5 separate regions of the Mus musculus genome follow, and regions 1, 2, 3 and 4 are each linked to region 5. The links are chromatin loops, found by intact Hi-C in ENCODE. Cell type or tissue: left cerebral cortex. All regions are shown on one strand. Region 1 has its middle 110 kb from the start of Gm31226. Region 2 has its middle 110 kb from the start of Npy. Region 3 has its middle 130 kb from the start of Gm38805. Region 4 overlaps Mpp6 (membrane protein, palmitoylated 6 (MAGUK p55 subfamily member 6)). Region 5 overlaps Mpp6 (membrane protein, palmitoylated 6 (MAGUK p55 subfamily member 6)).

Region 1 (4,000 bases), 590 kb before region 5:
CCTGGAAACTAGAGCTACAGAAGGTTGTGAACTGCCATGTGAATGCTGGGAATCAAGCCTAGGTCCCTTGCAAGAGCAGCTTGTGTCCTTAATCACAGAGCTATCTCTTTGGCCCCCAAGGTCAGTACTTTTTTAAGGGGGCATGTTCCTTACATTTTTTTTTGGGTTGAGGCTTTTACATGGGGGGGGGGTATGTAACTTTTCTTTTTTCATAGTCTATTTTTAATGATGGTTCGTAAATGCTTTAACCTCTCTTTTAGCCTACCACCCACCAGAGGTACTGGGAAAGAAAGGATATGGGGGAGGTGGACCTGTTTAGAAAGGATCTTTGGAGCAACTTCTATCTGTGTTGTCTGGGAATCAGCAGTTCAGTTCACAGGCTAGCAGGGGCAGCTCGATCCACTGGCTAACACTTCGCAAATACACCAACAGTCCAATTTGGTAGTCAGGATAGCAAACACAAATCAGCAGTAGCTGGCATTACCTAGCAGAGATGGTCAGCAGAAGGGACTAGGAGGGACAGCAGGAGACGTTCTTGGCTGTGCCTCTCAACAAAGTGAAGATCAGCAAAGATGCAAGACCAATAATCATTGCACAGCTAGCTCTATAAGCAAGCCCAGCTCAGCATCCATCACTGTCTACAGAGTTCTATTTACACCCTCCAAACATCATGAGTCCTCCACAGGTCTTGCCTCAGCATATGAATCTGTCTCAGCTGACATCACCCTGCCTATCAGCCCAAGTCTGCAGAAGCAGCACAAAACTGCAGCAAACCACCAGAAGCTTTTTGGTTTGTTTCTCTCTATGAAGTCCTGACAAATGCAGCTCAGCTATGCAATGTAAGACAGACCAATACATGCGTGTCATTAGCAAAGAATCCATCATCACATGTCCTTTCACATGCTTGCTTTAGCAGAGCATCCTTTCTCCTGTGTCTGTTTCAGCTAAATGTTTCTTTATGAGCCTGCCTTAGTCTTTCACATGTGCCCACTTCAGGAAAACACTCCTTCATGTGTTTGACCTAGCAAAATACCATCCAACACACTGACTCTCCAAACAACCCTTAAGTTTCCATTTCATATACATATAGCATTCAGAATGACAAGGCTGTCATAGGGTTGAGGTTCCATTTTCCTCTTAGACTGATGCTCCAGGCAGAGGCTCTATCCTTGCTCTCCTTTGAGAGCAGAATGCTATGAAACCGCAGTCACTGTCCAGGAGTAAGTAGAACTCCGTGGAGAAGAGAGTAGGAGTCAATTGCAGAACAATTGCTCCTTAAGTGCTTGCCACTGCAGTGAGGAAGGGGGCATTGATAACACCGTATACACTGATGTTAGTAATTGTGAGTGCGAACACAAATAGATGTGTGAGACTGGTGATTAGTGTTGGGATGATAAAGCAGAAGAGATGATCTGTGGAGAGAGCAGGGGGGACTGGACTGAAGGCATATGGAAAGAGAGAGGTAAAGATGTTTGAGCATACAATGTAGCAAAAGATCCTAAACTGGCTTACCAAAAGGAATATTAAATGACTTCCAGACTCTCATGTTTCCTCCAACTTTCTAGAACCTGCTCTCTTCCTTGGAGTCCCCTTCCCCACCCCCCCCACCCCCACTCTGTGTCTTCCCTAGTTCAAGTCACCAGTGCTGTCCTGGTGGATGGGCGGGGTTTCATAGGCAGTCTCAGGTGTTGGTCACACTCTGTGACTTCCTTCAAGGTTTGGGTTGCTGCTGGTCCTCTGGAGATGCCAATGTCTTGCTTGCTGTATGGAGACCCTGTGAAAGCCACTTTCTAAAGTTTGATACCCAATCAGGTTTTCAAGGTACAGATCTGATTTAGAATTTCTTTGCTGCCTTCTCACAAGATCTGTTTGTCAGGCTTCAGTGCACAGAGTCCATGAATTTTGGTCTGCTTTCCCAGGAGTGCTCACGGAGGCTGCCAAGATGCTCTACAGAAATCTTTTTGAAATTCTGTCTTGTGTCTGCTCTATTGCTTGCCAATGCTGAGGTCCTGCGGCCAAGCAGAGAAGATTCCCCCTCCACCCCCCACACCCCCACTCCCAACCTCCACCCCAGGCTTCTGCTATTGCCAGTGTTGCCCTGGGTATCATGTTATCCCCCTCCGTTTTTTGGACTGTTTTTCTCATAGCTCCTCTAAGCTCTCTCCAGATTACTCCCTAGAGCAGGACATCCATGCTTCAGTTGTAATTTGAGAGATTTTTGATTAACAGAATTTTTGTTTTGTTTGCTTTGTTTGCTTGGTTGGTTTTGGTTTATTTGGTTTGTTTCTTTTTTTGCTTTTTGAGATGTAGAATGGATTTGTGTGAGGTTGCCGATGGTCACCAGGTGTCGCTCTAACCCCGTGGTATCTGAGCCCGGCCCAGGCCCAGGAAGTTGAAGCAGTGGGTGTTTGAGTGAGAACAGATTTGATTTGTTTGTTGGAGGAGGACGAGGAGCGTAAACACATCCTTCATTAATATCTAAAGGAATACATAACCAAGCACTGTGCCTGGGAAGACTCTCTAAGGACTTATGTATTGGTTATCTGTTTCATTTATTGCCCAAAATTCTCTACCACAGTTCCTGACTTGAACGTGACTTTCTTACTCAACAGTAGCCAGGTCAAAAGGTTGGTCTGCAGTATGCATATGTAAGGAGCTGTTTGGAATGCTATTAAGAACTTTCAGGAGGATTTAAGATAGTTATGGACATTCAGACTTTCTGTACACTCAAAACTCATTGCAAGTAAATTTTTTTTGGTGTGATTTTATGATAAATTCTCCATCTCTGTAAGTGTAACTGTGTTGAGATATTGAGCCTGCCATTGGACACGCAAACTTTATATGCCCCAGTACAGGGGAACGCCAGGGCCAAAAAGTGGGAATGGGTGGGTAGGGGAGTGTGGGGGAGGGTATGGGGGACTTTTGGGATAGCATTGGAAATGTAAATGAGGAAAATACCTAATAAAAAAAAAGATATTGAGCTTGTGTGTAAGAAGGCATTCAGTAACTTTTTTGAATGAATAAGTGGGAAGATTAATTTGAGCCTTTGACCAAAGGCTAATTTGTAATAGTCAAGTCCCCTTAAGAATAAACTTGTTCCCATCTTTATTCTTTTAATAATTATACCATCAAATGTTTAAGAATAGGCTTTAGACTTACTGTTTACTTGTGAAAAATAGTTTTTATTTTTAAATTTTCATATATGTGCATTGTATTTAAACCATTCCCTTCCTCATAAACCTCTCTTAATTATTATTTTTGCTTATTTATACATGAATAAGTAAACACATAAGTGCAACCTGCTGAGTTCTTTCACTGTTGTCTGCATATATATGATTTTAGGGCTGACTGCCTGGTATTAGATAACAAATTAAGGTGCTCAACCTTGAAGAAGACTAATTCTCCCTCTTTGACCAGTCATTAATTGCCTGTAGCTCGTCATCTAGGGATGGGGCCCAGAGGGATGGCCCCATCCATCTTGTCATGTCAGTATTGCAACTGGTACTAGCCAAGTTTAGGTCTTGTTTAGGCAACTGGATTGTGTGGATTTTATGGGCACAGCTTTTCTGTGCACATAGATCACACATGTATATCTCCTGTGACATACAGTCTTTCACTCCCTTTGTTGTAGTGTTCCCTGAACCCTGGTACATGTTGCACATGTACCAGTTGGGGGCAGGTATACCACAGTCAGTAGTTCTCTGTGTTTTGAACAATTGTGGCTTTCTCTAATGGTTTGCATCTATGGCAAAAAGAAGCTTCCTTGATGAGGAATGAGAGCTACCCTCATGGACCAGAGCACAGGATGTGTAACCTGGGCGAGCAAGGCTGGATGCTGAGAGTGGAGCAGGTGGGACTCACCAAATTGGGCCAAGGTGAACAGGATGTTAAAGATAAGCAGTGTTTAAAGGAGGTACAATCTACCCAGTTAAAATCTATTTTATTAAAAAAATAAGTTTTTTAAAATTTTTCCCTTAAAAAAGTTTATATTAGAATACCA
Region 2 (4,000 bases), 180 kb before region 5:
GGTTCACTGATTATGACAAATAAGTTCCCTGGGTGTGGATGCTGGTGGTAGGAGAGACTGTGTGTGAGGACAGGGGGCTCATGGGAGCCATGTACCTTCTCATAAAATTTTCTGTAAACCTAAATATAATCCATAATAAAATTTATTAATTAAAGAATACTTAAAATTTAAAGTGCATTAAAATTTTATTAGACTTCTTCCTCCTCTTCCTCCTCCTCTTCCTCCTCTTCCCCCTCTTCCTCCTCTTCCTCCTTCTCTTCTTCTTCCTCCTCCTCTCCCTCCCCCCCCCAAACTCAGAAACTCCATTCTAATGAGTGAAACATAGTGAAGAACCATGTCCTGTGGTTTCTGAAAATCAGAGGAGAATGGTTCCTGAGAGAAGTCAGTTGTCATGTCCTGGGGACACCCTAACAGCCACAGACAAAAACTGTCAAGCTGTCAGATAAATCTGTCTCCTGTGGATGCTTTCACAGAAGCCACAAAGCCAGGCAGCTTCTGAGTCCTAGGTCACAGAAATGCTGAGAGAATAAATGTTAATTACAACCATTTGAGCTATTGAATTTGGGGTGATTTGTATAGAATAGTACATAATGGACACAGCCTTCACTAACTGACCGTTGTCCTCTACTGTGTTTTCTAGAACAGCAGGAGGCTGAGTGTACAATTGGGTTTATATGTAAATTGGGTTTTCAATATCAGAGGATGGCTTTCTTAAATATGACAAGAATTAAAATGTGAAACTAGAAGCAATAAAAATCACAAGCTGGCTTGAACAGTGCTATGTATAGCCTATAAGTGGTGTGTATACCAATAGGTCCAGTCAGAAAGTGAGCTCTAGAATGTGGTTCTCCATACGCTTCGGCCACAGCGCCCTCCTGTACCCCAAATAAGCACTACATCCACCTCTTCCTCATGCTGAGTGACAGGACATCCGCCATAGTCCAAGGCTTTACATCGGCACACGTCCAAATAAAATGAAATAGAATAAAGTATAGTTTCTGGAGGCTTGCCTGGAGGAGTGAAAATTTTCCCCTAATGTGTGTCATTGGCCAGAATAAGGTCGCATGGCTTTTCCTAAGCCACTAGGAGGAGATGGGGGTTAGCTGCAGGTCATCCAGCCCCCACCCCCCCACCCCACCCCTACCCCACCCCCACCCCCCCACCCCACCCCCACCCCCACCCCCCACCCCCACCCCCGGCTGCTAAGATTTGGTATCTGTCAACTTTCCTACTGGCCTCTGCATTGGGAGGAAAAGAGATGGAAGAGCCAGGGAGGAGAAAGAGGGGACCTAGCATGGGCAGATTTTGTGATGTGCATCTTAATTTCTGGTTCCTGAAAGGCTGGGGAGACAGCCAGGTAGTGAACGCAAACAAAATCTCCGCAATACATTTCACATGTCTGCAGGCTTGACTTCCTAACTGAGATGTCCCTCACGTACGGTGGGTCATTTGAATTTGTGCAGGGGTTTCTTTTTGCTGGAGAATTTAGAATGTAATAAATACTTCGGTTTATTAAAGGACTTTAAAACCTTAATAAAGCACTGGGCTTATTTATGGAGGAGGAGGAGGAAGAGGAGAAAGGGCTATGAAGAGTCTCTCTATAGCACAGGTTAAAATATGCATCCTTTCTGAGCCGGGAGACTTCACAGAGGGCTGCTCTTTGTGCTATTGGGTGGCCTTTAATATCTTTGAAATATGGCATAATTAGGAGCCTGAACTCTGTTCTAATGTCTACAGCAACACTTTGTCAAACTAGGTTCAGGATCATATACAAACTCTGACACTAGAGGGAGTGCATAATGTATGACAGAGCGGAGAGCACACACCCAATAAATTCACAGGAAACTGCAGAGAAGCTAGCCACAACTTTCCTTATGCTCTGCCCTCCGGCCCCCACCTTTGTCATCCAAAAAAAAAAAAAAAATCATCGAAGGTTTCTCTCCCCTTTGAGCTTTGGTTGTGGTTGCTGGGGTGTTTAAAGAACTCCAAAAAGTGTGCTCCATTTTTAGAGTCTCTCTAAGGTTCTCTTCTCATGTATTTTTAAAATATATATTGTTTTCTATTTCCCACATACTTGGCGGCAAAATTAAAATTACTCTTTCTTGCTTCCCTCTGTTTCTGACTTGGTTGAGGTGCTAAGCGTATAGTAATATGACTTAAACATGAGAGGACCCGAGGTTTGCTCCACTTGGAAGATGTAGTCTAGTCTATTGAGCACTGCATTCACCCTTGCCCCTCATTCCCTCTCAAAAGATGCTGCTGGCTGCTTAACAGCCAACGCCAAGCAATTAGCAAGTCATATCTAAGGCATGTTTACTTCCTAATGTCAAAAGTTTCCCATGCTCTAACAAACGGAATGCTTACATCTGTAAATATGTAAATGCCTGTGAATATGATGGAGCTGTGATCATCAAAGGGGCTACACACCAGTGAGCGATTGTGGCATTCTGAGACCCATGACAAATGTAATAGCCACAATGCTTCTCTGTAACCGTTTTTGTGTGTGCATTCTGCATCCCACAGTTATCTGAAATCCATCCTGTACTGCATACATCTCTGAGTTACCCGTAAATTGTCTCCTTAATGGAAATTAAAATTAGAAAAATTAAAACGCAGTCTCATTATGAAAGAGTCCTGGGCTTTATCCAAGAGAGTGAAATGACCCATACAAGTGACATATCCCAAACCACATTCCTCATTTCTGAACGACTCATGCCTCGTTCCAGACACCGGGGTATTTGTACAGACGTACATGACAGAGAGATTTCCAGTTAAGGCATTGTAGTTCCTCCCAATGTTCTGGAAAGTTAAACTTGTTTTCAGACAGTGGCATGTCTACCTAATTTTTGGCATAATGATTGTTTTGTTAAAATAAAATGAACAGCAATGAAGCACTCCGTGAGAAATCCTAGGCTGATGCTATGGTATCCCTCTAAGGGCTCACTCTGTTCACTTGACATAACAGTTTCTATTCAGGGAGCAAAGGGGACAGACAGGGTGTGCAGGCCGTGGCTCCTCAGTTTGAGGTCTGCATGGAAAGCTTTTGCATGTTTTCCTGAACCACCTTAGGACTCTCCAAAGTGACGTTCCTCTGCTTCTTTTTTATTATTCAGTGTAGTTTGAGTGCATTGAAAAGCCCCAAAGCATCATCGGATTCAACCATTCACTGTCTCCTTTTTTTACCCTGTACCCTTCTACACCCACCACCCGCCCTTTTCTTTCCCTTTGCCTCGTTTGATCTACAAATTGCATTTATTATTTTCCCATTGTGTATCACTTAAACAACCACCCACCTCCTAAAGCATCCTGCTGAAGTGTTTTCATCTGTGAGCACTGGTCATATATCTTGACTTGAGGTTAGATTAGACTATTTATTTATTTATTTATTTATTTAATGTATATGAGTACACTGTAGCTGTCTTCAGACACACCAGAAGAGGGCATTGGATCCCATTATAGAAGGTTGTGAGCCACCATGTAGGTGCTGGGAATTGAACACGGAGCCTCTGGAAGAGCAGTCAGTGCTCTTAACCGCTGAGCCATCTCTCCAGCCCCTAAAGTAATCTTTTATTTCACTAAAAATGGATGAAACCCAGTGTGGCAGTTTATGCCTGTGCTCCCAGCACTTCGGAAACAGGGGGATCTCAAATTCCAGTTAGCCTGGATTACAGAGTGAGACTCCATCTCAAACAAAACAAAGCAAACTAAATCAATGCTAGGTGAGAACTGACCCTCCAAAGTTGTCCTCTGCCCTAGCTTCCATGGCACCAGAAGCTGCCATGCAGGTTTCCAAAGGAAGGAATCAACCAGCCTTTGTACCCAGCCATGGTAACGATGAACCACAACAGTGACCAGCACGGCAAGCTAACCTGAGAGTGCAGTAGTGGCACGCATACCTTGGAGATAACCAACAGCTCTCTAATTGGACTTCCTCTTAAGAAGAAGAAAAACCATGCTTGGAACTGGGAGCCTAGCCAACTGTCCAGGGCTGGAGGAGTCA
Region 3 (4,000 bases), 140 kb before region 5:
TCTCCCTTCACCCCACCCCCTCTTTTCTCTGCAGGGCACACAGGAAGTCAAATTTTCAGTTTTGTTTTGCTTTTTAAAATTCTTCTACGGAAAAGCTATTTTATGTGCCCAGAAGTGGTTATTTTCATGCCCTGCCTTCCTAAATGAAAAGAGCTGTTTATCCGTTTAAAGCCTTGTCCATTTCTACACTTCCTAGGCCAATGGGAAGGAACAAGATTCTGGTGCTATTGCACAAGTCAGAAAAACCATTGTGTTGGTTACTCTTCTTGTCACTGGGATCAAACACGTGACCAAAAGCAACACAAGCACAGAAAGGATGTGTGTGTGTGTGTGTGTGTGTGTGTGTGTGTGTGTGTGTGATATGTGTATGTGTGGTGTATATGTGTGTGTGTGTGTGTGTGTGTGTGTGTGTGTGTGTGTGTGTGTGTGATGTGTGTGTGGTGTATATGTGTGTGTGTTATGTGTGTATGTGTGTGTGTGTGTGTGTGGTGTGTGTGTGTGGCATGTGTGTGTGTGTTTGTGTATATGTTTGTATGTGGTGTGTGTGTGTGTGGTGTATGTGTGTGTGTGTGATGTGTGTATGTGTGTGTGGTGTGTATGTGTGTGTGTGTTGTGTGTATGTGTGTATGTGTGTGGTGTGTGTTTGTGTGTGGCATGTAAGTGTGTGTGTGTGGTGTATGTGTGAGCGTATGTGTGAGATGTATGTGATGTGTGTGTGGTGTGTGTGTGATGTGTGTGTGTGTGTGTGTGTATGTGTGTGTTGTGTGGTGTGTGTGTGTGTGTGATATATGTGTGTGTGTGGCGGGGGATAGCATCCACCATGGTGCAGAAGGGGGACCAGGTGCTGATGTGGTGGCTCATGGGTCTGTGACACTTATCATCTGTGCTTGGGTTTCTTCTTTGCTTTGCTCTGGGATCCCAGCCGCTGGGACAAGGCCACATCCTTTTAAATTGGTCTTCCCTCCTCAGTTAATTCTCTCTGGAAGCGCCATCACAGACACACTGAGAGGTGTGTGTAACCCCAGCCAAGTGGACAACAGATTAACCATTGCAGCCACACCTTAGGATAGCACTCTATTCTCCATCTGCTCTTCTTATTTTTATTTTTAGGAGAAAAATGTCTATAGATACTAGATTCAGTAAGCTGACTTAAAAAAAAAAGACCCCATTCTCTCCTCTTCTTTCCATTCAGCCTTTGGGAAGGAGACTTTTCGGTACTTTATTGTAGGGGGGTTGATTATTCTTAACTACTTTTGAATAAGGACTAGTCTTAGCCTCTTGGGCCAACAAGGCAAGCATGGTGGTATGTCAGTTTGAAGTCTGCTCCTCAAGAGCCCTGGTGTGCTTCTAGTCTCTCCTTAAAGTTTGCCACCACCATGTGAATAATAACACAAGACTAAAAACTGGTGGAGAAGAAACTAAGGGGAGCTAAGTCAGATCACCCAACTGGGGCCGTGCTGGACCAGACAGTCCCCCGGTCAATTTGCTGGCTGCCCATAGTTACAGGAAAGACAGTATCCCAAGCCAGCCAACTTTAGCCCACATCAACAGAACTGCCCAGCCAACCCACAGCTTTGTGGAAAATAATGACGAATTGTTTTTAAAGCACTATATTTTTGGGAGGTTTGTTATGCAACAACAGCTATTTGATGCACTGGGTTATTAAATATTCCTTTTACATATGCATGTGTTTTTTCAGGGTATGTGGGGGCCTAGATGGGACTGCACTGTGCCTTGGGATAAAGGGTTGGATTGAATATGCTCAGATGCTAGCTCCATCACGCAGAGTGTGTGGCAAGACAGTCTCTCTAAATTGTTTTTTCATGGCAAGTAAGGAAAACTAGTAGACTGAAGAAAGATTAGCAGGATAAGAGGGATAGGCTTGTGTGTGTGTGTGTGTGTGTGTGTGTGTGTGTGTGTGTGTAGTACCTGACAAATATTTGGTATTCCATCAATGAAAGATACTAGCATGTTTATGTATCCACGTAGCTTTAAGCTTACATGGCTCATACCTAATAAATCCCATGTGTCTGAAATTCTGGGATTAGAGCTACTAAATGAAAGTGGTCTATGTTTCTGGACCTCTCAAGGATACATCCCCAAAATCCAACCTCCTCAGTAACTTCCTTTTCCTAACAATACATACAATACAATGAATGTTTCCTGAAGACTCAGGCGTTATCTGGCCCTGGCCTTTGTTTTCTAACACCTAACTACCCTTAGCACATCTGCTACGTGTTCGCCTGGCTGCACTGGCCTTGATCCTTCTCTCTGGGTTTTTGTTTATGACCACTAACACATAGCACTGTGGCCCAGGCTTCTCCAGTCATTAACTGTCTGTGCACTCTCCTTATACTTTTCTCAGGTTTCTGTCATGACAAACCTTGGTTAGATACTCTCTGAACCTTTTTATCTCTCTCAATGAGATATTCCACATTTCCTAGTCCTCTCACGTCTTCTGGAGAGATGTGAATGGTTCTTAATGGGGCAACTTTGACCCAGAAAGTGATGCACACCTTCTAGAATTAAATATTCAAAACACTCTTTTCTATGTTTAGCTGTTTGGAAAGAATGGAGTGTAAGAAAATTATAACCCAGAGTATAACAAGAGTTCTCAATGGAAATATACTGACCTCCTTGGGTCACTTCCTGCATCACGGCCACCCAAAGAACTGCCTGGCTAGGCACACCTGGGTGCCACCTGCGTCTCCTATTGTGTTGAGTCTCTGAAGTTTTTTTGGTTTGCTTTTGTTTAAGATTTATTTGTTTTCTTTTTATGTACATGAATGTTTGCACATGTTATGTCTGGTGCTCCTGGAAACCAGAGAGGATGTCAGAGCTCTTAGAAGTAAATTTCCAGGCTGCTATGCACCACCACATGGGTGCTAACAACCGAACCTGGGGCTTCTGCAAGAGCAGCAAGCACCCTCCATCACCGACCCAGCTCTTCAACTCCAGAGCCTCTGACATTCTAATGACTGTGAGTATAGCACTCCAGAATAAATACTGACTAATCCAACCTCTAAACTTGATAGCCCCAATTTCTGCCTTGGGAGACACTCTCCCAGCATAACAGCTATAAGTTGCCTCAGTGCTTCTTGAAGATTCATTGTGAGAAGTCCCTTAGGTTCCTTAGAAGCTGGGGTGGGGATGGGGACAAACGAACAGAAACTAACTCAAATATTTATTGAATACCTAGCATCTTCAAATTAGTGGACCAGACACTAAGGGTCACTCAGGCTGACATGTCCTAGAGCTGTCTCCTCTCTCCTCCTTCACATAAAACACACACACACACACACACACACACACACACACACACACCCTGCTTTCACCTGACCCAGAACAACCATACAAGATAGCCTCAGTTACAAGTAGTCCCAATATAATCTTAATCTTCCTGCTTTTTCCTCTGGAAAATCAAGTAGACACTCCTTTAAAATTGACCCTCCCTCTGTACCAACATGCCAGGATTTCAGATCTCACTCTGTCAGAACTACAGCCCAGAAACAGGTGATGGACTGGACGGCCTGTGATTGGCTTCCTCTCCTAGTGCTCCACTTGTGGGCAGGGAAGCGATTGAAACCAACATGCCAGCACACACACACACACATACATACAAGCATGCACGCATAGGCACACGCACATGTGCACAAGCATGCACACATGAATGCACGCAAGCATACGTGTGTGTGTGTGTGTGTGTGTGTGTGTGTGCGCGCGCGCGCTCGCGCACACGCGCGCGCACATCCCCCACTGTAGATAGAATCTTTGAATCTCACAGCTTGCCTTACAACCATCCTTCTCCCCTAGTTATGCCAAAGCACAGATGACAAGATTGGACTCTACAGACTTCATTCCAACACAGATAGCTGGCCACAGCATACCTGGCAGACACAAAGTAGGTACTTTACAGAGAAACGAAGTCTTTGTTGAAATGATGTGTGGCCTGTTTCCTACTTAAAAAAGACAAGCTACTTAGATAAAGAGGGATGTTTAT
Region 4 (4,000 bases), 67 kb after region 5:
TGGGAAATCAAGTGAAAAGATTGAGAGGGGAGCCGGGTAGAATGCAGTGATTATTGCACACTTCCTGCTTGAGGTTAGCTGTTGAGGGGGTGGGTGATACAGCTCATGGGGGAGCACGCACCTACTGGCATGCAAAGCCCTGGGGTTAAACCCCACACCGCAGAAGAAAGAAACAGGAGTTTTTAAAATGAACAAAATTTTAATGTAGCAAAATGTTGATTTTTCTGCTATACCAAATCATTATATTAATATTCTAATAAATTATTCTTTATTTAGAAGAATAAGTTTCTTTCCTGAACTACTTAGTGTCATTTACAATTAAATCACAGTGGTTTGGTTTCAATATCCAGTGCTTAGTGATACACATATAGTCTTTTTCATTGTGCTGTGTTTTTAGGTATTTGTCAAGTGTCATTTTGATTATAATCCATTCAATGATAACCTGATACCCTGCAAAGAAGCAGGACTAAAATTTTCCAAAGGAGAAATTCTTCAGATTGTAAACAGAGAAGACCCAAATTGGTGGCAGGTTAGTATGATTCTCAAAAAATTCCTCAAATACTTTTCTGTTTTCAATCTTTGATCTGCCCAGTATCTAAAAGTGCAGGAAGCATTTGTTCCCATGATTTTTCTTGCATGAACAACTTCTGCTTTACGTCTGCCAGCTTTGTGGACAGAAGACCAAATTGAGAGAGAATTTGTTTGTGTAAATAAGAGCAGGCATAACCTGCCTGTGGCATGTCACCCGGTTTAAGAATTAGGTGAAACAATTCTTTCCCAAGGTAGTCACCTTCAAATGTGTTTTAAGGCAAGAAGAACTTTGTACTCATTGTCAGGGTTTCTTGAGGTTTACATAAGTTGACACAGTACTCAAAGTTGAAGAAAATGACAAGAAACAAAGAATCTTTTCAATTCTCAGAGCTGATTCTGGCCTCACTAGAGAACAGGGTAAAAGAAGAAAGCCTCCAGGACCCAGTACCAAGCATAAACTTAGCTGTGACTGGTAACTGCTGTTAACAGCGATGAGTTAAATGACTTCTACAGAGAGATGATGTAGAGGATGAGAGCAGCCTAGGCACAGTGTGCTGGTGTGTCAATGAAGACATTTTTATCAGTGAGTACACCATGGTGAGATAGCTAGGACGTGAGCTCAGTAAACAGTTGATGAATGCAAGAGGTCACTGAAACACTTGTAGGCTTTAAAACTGTCTAATCGCTTCCTGTGGCTGATCATGGGCCGTCCAGGTGCTCTCTAGTTTACTTTCTGTAAATGCTCTTAGCTTTCTAATCCTCTCACTGGCATTTGAGTCTCCTTCTTCATTTTGATAGTCTTATTTAATTCCAGTTTTCAGGATTATTAAAAACTGATAAACAGGTGTTTTATTCCACTTATAAGAAGAAAGACAATAACATTGTGATGTGAATCATTGTCATTTAAAAATATCCACTTTTGTGGGGTTAGAGAGCAGCTGGTTAAGAGGCCTGCCCTCACTGCTCCTGTGGAGGACCCACAGAGCCAGCACTCATGGTGGCTGCTCGCATTCTCCGGGACTCCAGCTCTTCTTCTGGCCCTGGGCACCTTCACCCATATGCACACACACACACATAGACCCAAAAACACTCGAGTAAAACATTTTTGAACTACTTCCTTTGATTTTAAAGTTTTTATTTTTTATACTAGATAAAGTTTTACTTATTTTAAATTCTTCACCTTGGGATATTCAGATTCTTGTTAGCATGAATTAAAATTTATGCTTTGTATTCCCAGTACTGGAAATTCTTTTGATTTAGACTCAGGAAATAACATCCTAGGACTGAGGTCAGTAGAAATGGTTTATAAAGTCCTTCCTTAACACTCCTTTATATAAAATAGCGTTCTCTTTCTGCTCTTTGACTATCACACACATTTCCTGTCCTTGCTCACTCCCGCCCCCAACCTCTAAAGAAAACATTGTAGTATTTGAGGAGCCTCTACATTGTTGTTAATGGGAGTCTCAACATGTCATTACCAGTGGACATACATGAGTCTTAGATACAAATTGCTTTCTTTGTTTAAATGCTTTAACACAGTTCCATGGATTGAAAGAGTGTTTTCCATAGGAAATTAACTTCAACTGACCAGCACTTGGACTTACTAAAATATTGTGTAAAACTTTGGTCACTGATAAATTCATTTGATTCTAGGCTAGCCATGTGAAAGAGGGAGGAAGTGCTGGTCTGATTCCAAGCCAGTTCCTGGAAGAGAAGAGAAAGGCATTTGTTCGCCGAGACTGGGACAATTCAGGTGAAGAACTTCTCACAAGTAACAGGCAGGGAGGGGCTGGGCTTACCTTTTGCCTCTGGTTTTGTTTTGTTTTGTTTTTTCTGAAATCACAAATGAATTTATTTGAAATACATGGAGAATTAATTTTTCCTGCTCATCTGCTTTTTTCCTCTCTAATTTTTATGCTTTTCTGCCACCTACTGGTAGTGTATCAAAATCCAGTGACAAATTCACCCCTCCTAGGAAGGGCAATTCTCTTACCTCCTCACAAAACAACTGGGCAACTTACGGTTGAGTCTCAATGTGTCGTCTAAATTAAGTCTTGTCATCCTCCAGGACCCTTTTGTGGAACTATAAGCAACAAGAAAAAGAAAAAGATGATGTACCTCACAACCAGGAATGCAGGTACGTGTAAAATCCCTTTGGAAGCTCTAAATATATAGCCTTATCATTAGTTACCATGTTTTAATCTCTGAATATGAAATTTAAAATGAATTTAATTTATATTAGTGCCAATTACTGGATCTCATGTGAATACATGATAAAATATAGGTCTCAGTTGGTGACTATGAGTTGCAGCAGGCAGAAGTTGTTAGGGATTGAGCTTGCACTAGTGCAGAAGGAATGTATGGACAGTACTGACGTAGAGGATCCCACCATGGTAACATGCTTCTGAGGGGCAGAGTGCCTTTGTGGAGATGTTAGCATTAGGATGAAGGCGAGCTAGCTTCCATAAGGTCAGGTTCATTTTGAGGAAATGACACTGGGCTAGGTAACTCATTTAATCCAGTGGCATCTTTTAAGGGTCTTTCTCAACTCTTAGGGTTTTACTTGGGGGGGGGGGGAGGAAGGGGAAGAAGGGGAGAGAGATTAAGAAGAGAGAGGTATTGACATTCTTTCCATATATTTAAGTTGGCCTGGGATTCACTAGTTAATACAGGATGGCCTCAAACACTTAATTATCTTATTATTCTATACTTAAGTTAGTAGCCCAGCCTGGCCCCAAACTCTAAGTCCTTCTGCCTCTCCCTAAATCTTTCATCTTAAAGAAAGGAATATCTTTTAAAGAAAATGTAATGATAATCACAAGAAGTCACAGTTGTGTTTATTAGCTTCATTAGAAGATCATTTTACAGTTAAACACATTAAATCATCAAGATGTATACTTTAAGGACATACAATTCTTATTTGTCATTTTTGCTTCAAAAGCTGAAAAAATATTTTTAAAAAATCAAGTCTAAGTATGTATAAGGTGCTGGGTTCAATCCCCAGCACTAGAAAGAAAAGTGAAGTTAAAAACACTGTCAGACCAGTTGAGTGTATTACAAATTTAAAACAAAAACACAAAACAAATGGAAAAAAAAAAAACCTTTACCCTAACTAGCCATGAGAGGAATGTAGATTAAAGCTACACTGAGATTCTATCTTACCCCATACAGAACAGACTTCATTAAGAAAAATCATATTCTGTCAGGATCCTGGACAAAAAAAGAATGCTTTTGGCCTGACAGTAGGAAGTAAACTAGTCCAGCCATTATAGAAGTCAGCCTAAGAGGAGAGTTACCCACATTACACCACTGTCCCCACTCCTGAGCACACCACAGGAATATTGCGTGTCTTTATCACTGCACCACAGTTCAGGAGAGCGAAGGAAGTTCTGTAATTAATCTAAGTGGCCATCAACAGGAGAAATAAAATATGGTCTATATGTACCACAGAATGAAGTTATTTCTTTTG
Region 5 (4,000 bases):
CACTTTATTGGGAGTTTATTCTCAAGGTACCAGTTCCTGGGATCGCAGCTCGAGAAAACATTCATTAAGCTCCCCTTTTCTGGGGTGAGTATTTGTGTAGGTGGGGAGAAGGGTGAGGAAGAGACTCAAGGCTGTAGGCAAGGCTCAGAAAATTCTCCGCATTACTCAAAAAGCAGCCGGTTAAGGTCAGGCTAGCCATGCTTTTACTCTTTTCCTACGCCTCTGGGAATTCTTGGAATTTTACTTTAGCCCTCCTGAATGGGGTTCCTTGTCATATAGCTGACAGCATTCGGGGTGCGTTAAATTGGTCTTCACTTGGAATATGAGTTAGCAGCCATTTCTTCCCATGTGGTGTTTCAGGTCATTATTTCTTTTTTGGAAACTTACATACGTCTCATGTGTACTAAAACTATCTCAGCCTTGGTTAAGGGTAAATTTTGGTACACTGGTCAAACAATGCACCAGCCTTTGGCTGTGTAGTTATGATAAACTACTAGGCCTGATTGTAGTTTTGTGGTTAGAGGCCTTATTGCTCTGTAAACAAATAACTTTGGGGGTTGTTTCATTTTGAGGTCATTTGTTTCTTAAAGCTTTCATATATTTAAATTATTAAATTATTGTTTAAATACATACATTGCTCTATAAGGCTCATGTTTCTTTTATTCCAAATTAGGGTTACATAATGCAAAAATGGTTACACTTTGAGTTGCTCTATTTTGTCCTATGGAGACTACAGGCTATGTAGGAGCGCGGGCTTATGGTGTGTGTGTGTGTGTGTGTGTGTGTGTGTGTGTCTTGTAATTATTGCAGTGAATCTCATTTCCACCTTGGAATATTGAAACACACACACACACAAAGTTTTGAGGTAAAAATATCAAGCTGTTAGAGTTAAGTTTGATAGCTCTGTACAAGACAATCCTTTTTTCTCCTCTTCAGGAAAACTGTTGGATTTTATAATTTTTTTAAAAAAAATATTTGAGGGAGCAATTTGCTTTTTTTCCTAAGCTCATTTTTTTTTTCCCCCTGAAGCTGAAATTGTGTCAGAAGGCTACCCAGGCTGCTTCTCTCCTTTCCCTTTAAATTTGAGATTGAAAACAAAAAAGACAGTCACAAGACCCTGGGTACCTGTTTTATAATGTTTTAAAATTGTGTTGCTTGTTTGACTATATACCATACCTATATGAGCTTTACCTCTGAATAATGGAAGATTATCAGAAGACAACAGATGTTTTAATTAAATGCTTTGCACATTTTGGACATCTGAGCTTTATCAGAAGTGGGTGACATCCGCAAATCATTTCTGAGAGAGTGAGTTGCAAACAATACAGAGCTCAAGCTAGTCAGACAGTTAAAACACTAATAAAATTAATACAGAGAAAGGTAGGAAGACCTGATTGTATTGTTTATGTCATGTACAGTCAATGCGGATTACTAGTGAGAAGGGAACTTTTGTAAATTGTAAGTTGGGTATGTAGTAAAGCTGATAAATTCTCATTTTCCATGTATTTCTTTTGATATGTAACTAAATTTGTATCAGAACTGATCTTCAAGTAAATGTAGTTACAAAGGATATGCTGATATTTAGGGATGGTCAAGCAGATTTGAAAAGTACTCATCTATTTGAGATAACTGTCATCCCCAGAAAAATCTATCGAGAAAAATTATTGTAGTTTTGTTTTACTGTTAGTTTTTTTCCTTCCAAAATAGTGCTGTGTTCATAAACATGGGATCTGAAATCATGATGCTCTCGCTACTCTCGTGTGGGGTACTAGTATTTGATTACATTTTTGTCTAATTATAGGCACCAGCTTTACCTAGAGTATTTTTGGTTGGAGTCAAAGCCAGGGCAGTGATTAGCCCAGACGTGGCTGTCATTTATTTGTGACCACTTGGGGGAGCCTTTGCAGTTCATCTCAACAGATCCCTGCTCTGCGTGCTCTGGCTGCTAATCGTCCTGGGCGCTTTGCCAAACTGCTGGAGCGGCTGCTAAGGAGGCTGCATTGAGAACCGAGTCTGGAGCTCAGTGTGTGTGATGCCTTCTCCTCTAACTCACACTCCACTCCACTCACCAAATACCTCTCCTCATAGACTTAGTAACAGTGTACTTTTTGGGCTACTGCTAGTTCCATGGGCTAACTAACCATGAAATCTTGGATTCATGAGTGCTTCCAGAGAGCTGATTTTACTGGCATTAATCTTAGGAGCAGTGCAGGCTTGATGTACACAGATGGTAGTTGTGTTGAAGGGTCTGGGGAGATCATCACTCTTGTATGAAATATACTAACTCCAAACCTTTTTAGAGCAGATTAGGCTCCTTTTAAAAACTTTTAGAGGAAGAGATAGCAAAGCACCTCTTTTAGTTAAATCTGTGTTCATGTTTGTGCAGAGAAAAGGTGGTCTTCTGTTAAAAACCTATACTCTTTGACCGTTTGATTATTCTTCTGTAGTATAATAAAGTCAGATTTATACATTTTCTTTTCTGACAATATTTAACCTTGTTCTGGCCATTTCAGAATGTGAGCTCACTTAAACAAAGTAAAATGCATTTTAGCAAGTCAGAGAGAAGGTAACTTATGGCCTCCCTTAATTATGATAGAATAACTCAAAGACCTTTCTCAAATTTTCTGCATGGTACATTCATCCACATAATGATGAACAATTTGGAGTAGTTCCTATCTTCTAAATTGCTTCTTTTTTTCTTTAAAAGAAACTTTAAGACAATTTTACTTTTGTCCTGAAATTCATCTTTCCTTTCCTTTAAAAAAAAAAAAAAAAGATGTATTTTGTATGTGTGTGGGTGTGCCTGAGTGTATGCCTGTGTGCCACATACACGTGTTGCCCATGGCGGTTAGGAGAAGCCATTGGAGCCAATGAAAGCATGCTTACAGGTGGTTGTGAGGTCCCGCATATGGGTGCTGAGAACTGCACCTCAGTCCTGGAAGAGAAGTGAGCGCTTTGAATGCTCAGCCCCGCTTGTTGGTTTGTTTGTTTGTTTGTTTTTCAGTGTAACATACCAGAAGAGACATATTCTGCTTAGTTAAAAATGTTCATTTGTTGCTAGCTTCCACTGATACTTGAGTATTGTTTTAAATACCTGGGGATGGTAATTTCAAAAGGCCTCCCCTTTGAAGTTATCACAGATTTAAAGTAGAATGAAAATTGAAGGAGAAGACAATACAGTGAGTAGGTTTTGTTTGTTTTGTGGTTTTGTTTTGTTTCACTTTTTAGCTTATTTTCAGACTTTTCCCCACTCTTTGCTTTCTTGTGCATGTCACTCAGCTTGTCATATTCCGCCTTTTCTTTTAGACTCCCTGTTGTGGGTTCCTTCCCCTTCCTCCTACAGCTCCTGTTGTTGCTCTACTCTGGCTACATAGGAGCACTTTCTGTTCCTCTTAGTAGAAATATGCCCACCGGCAGCTTCTGTATTGTTACAGTCCCTGCTCAGACGACCAGAGACAGCAGTCAGTACTGGTTGCCCTTTGCTTCAGTTTGGCAGACTGGCTTACGCTACCGGAACTTGGTTGTACTTATTGTAACCGTGTGCATTCCCAGTAGACACCCCATGATAAGATCTATGCTCAGTCATTCCAAAAGCAGTTTTATCTTTACCCTTTAATTTAATCTTCAGTTCCATATATCTGAAAAGCATTCTACTAGGGATATACAAAAGAATTACACTTAATGAGAAGAGCTTACGTTTGTTTAAGAATGAAATATATATGAAAGAATCAGTATATTATGAAATAATAAAAATGATGATAATAAAGAAACTGTGGAAATACTTGGATTTCTACTGAAGACAAAAGACTTCTAGGCTGGAGAGATGGCTTAGCAGTTAAGAGCACCAACTGCTCTTCCAGAGATCCTGAGTTCAATTCCCAGAATCCACATGGTGGCTCACAACCATCTGTAATTGGATCTGATGCTCTCTTCTGGTGTGTCTGAAGAGAGAAATAGTGTACTCACATACATAAAATAAATCTTTTAAAAAAGAAAAGGA

Evidence for each region. A loop is a pair of places that touch in the nucleus more often than their neighbours do. Peaks named below come from ENCODE experiments on the same cell type or tissue, not always from the same donor. Only the 100,000 strongest peaks of a DNase experiment are listed, where the experiment ranks them.
Region 1: it touches region 5 in a loop (8-fold over the local background); 21 of 42 quality-filtered maps call a loop at or near these places.
Region 2: a loop joins it to region 5, with 3 times the contacts of the local background. A loop is called at or near these places in 15 of 42 quality-filtered maps.
Region 3: a loop joins it to region 5, with 2.6 times the contacts of the local background. A loop is called at or near these places in 3 of 42 quality-filtered maps.
Region 4: a loop joins it to region 5, with 10 times the contacts of the local background. A loop is called at or near these places in 18 of 42 quality-filtered maps.

What each region holds. Positions count from the first base shown.
Region 1 is chr6:49,516,870-49,520,869 of GRCm38, forward strand. No RefSeq gene overlaps it. Among named protein-coding and RNA genes, the nearest start is that of Gm31226, 110 kb to the right of the region's middle. In left cerebral cortex, a CTCF peak has its summit at 2,325 (motif pointing right); a DNase peak (open chromatin) is centred at 2,353.
Region 2 is chr6:49,928,471-49,932,470 of GRCm38, forward strand. No RefSeq gene overlaps it. Among named protein-coding and RNA genes, the nearest start is that of Npy, 110 kb to the left of the region's middle. In left cerebral cortex, a CTCF peak has its summit at 1,778; a DNase peak (open chromatin) is centred at 1,809.
Region 3 is chr6:49,973,462-49,977,461 of GRCm38, forward strand. No RefSeq gene overlaps it. Among named protein-coding and RNA genes, the nearest start is that of Gm38805, 130 kb to the right of the region's middle. In left cerebral cortex, no CTCF peak of the experiment used is centred here; DNase peaks (open chromatin) are centred at 59, 1,575 and 3,855.
Region 4 is chr6:50,177,992-50,181,991 of GRCm38, forward strand. It overlaps Mpp6 (membrane protein, palmitoylated 6 (MAGUK p55 subfamily member 6)), which reads left to right. Exons shown (of 13, transcript NM_019939.2): 7 at 398-529; 8 at 2,185-2,284; 9 at 2,600-2,668. Among named protein-coding and RNA genes, the nearest start is that of Mpp6, 70 kb to the left of the region's middle. In left cerebral cortex, a CTCF peak has its summit at 2,462 (motif pointing left); a DNase peak (open chromatin) is centred at 2,407.
Region 5 is chr6:50,111,044-50,115,043 of GRCm38, forward strand. The region is part of intron 1 of Mpp6 (membrane protein, palmitoylated 6 (MAGUK p55 subfamily member 6)); the gene reads left to right. Among named protein-coding and RNA genes, the nearest start is that of Mpp6, 2.8 kb to the left of the region's middle. In left cerebral cortex, a CTCF peak has its summit at 1,874 (motif pointing right); DNase peaks (open chromatin) are centred at 292, 1,941 and 3,388; H3K4me3 peaks cover 1,878 bases; H3K27ac peaks cover 1,665 bases.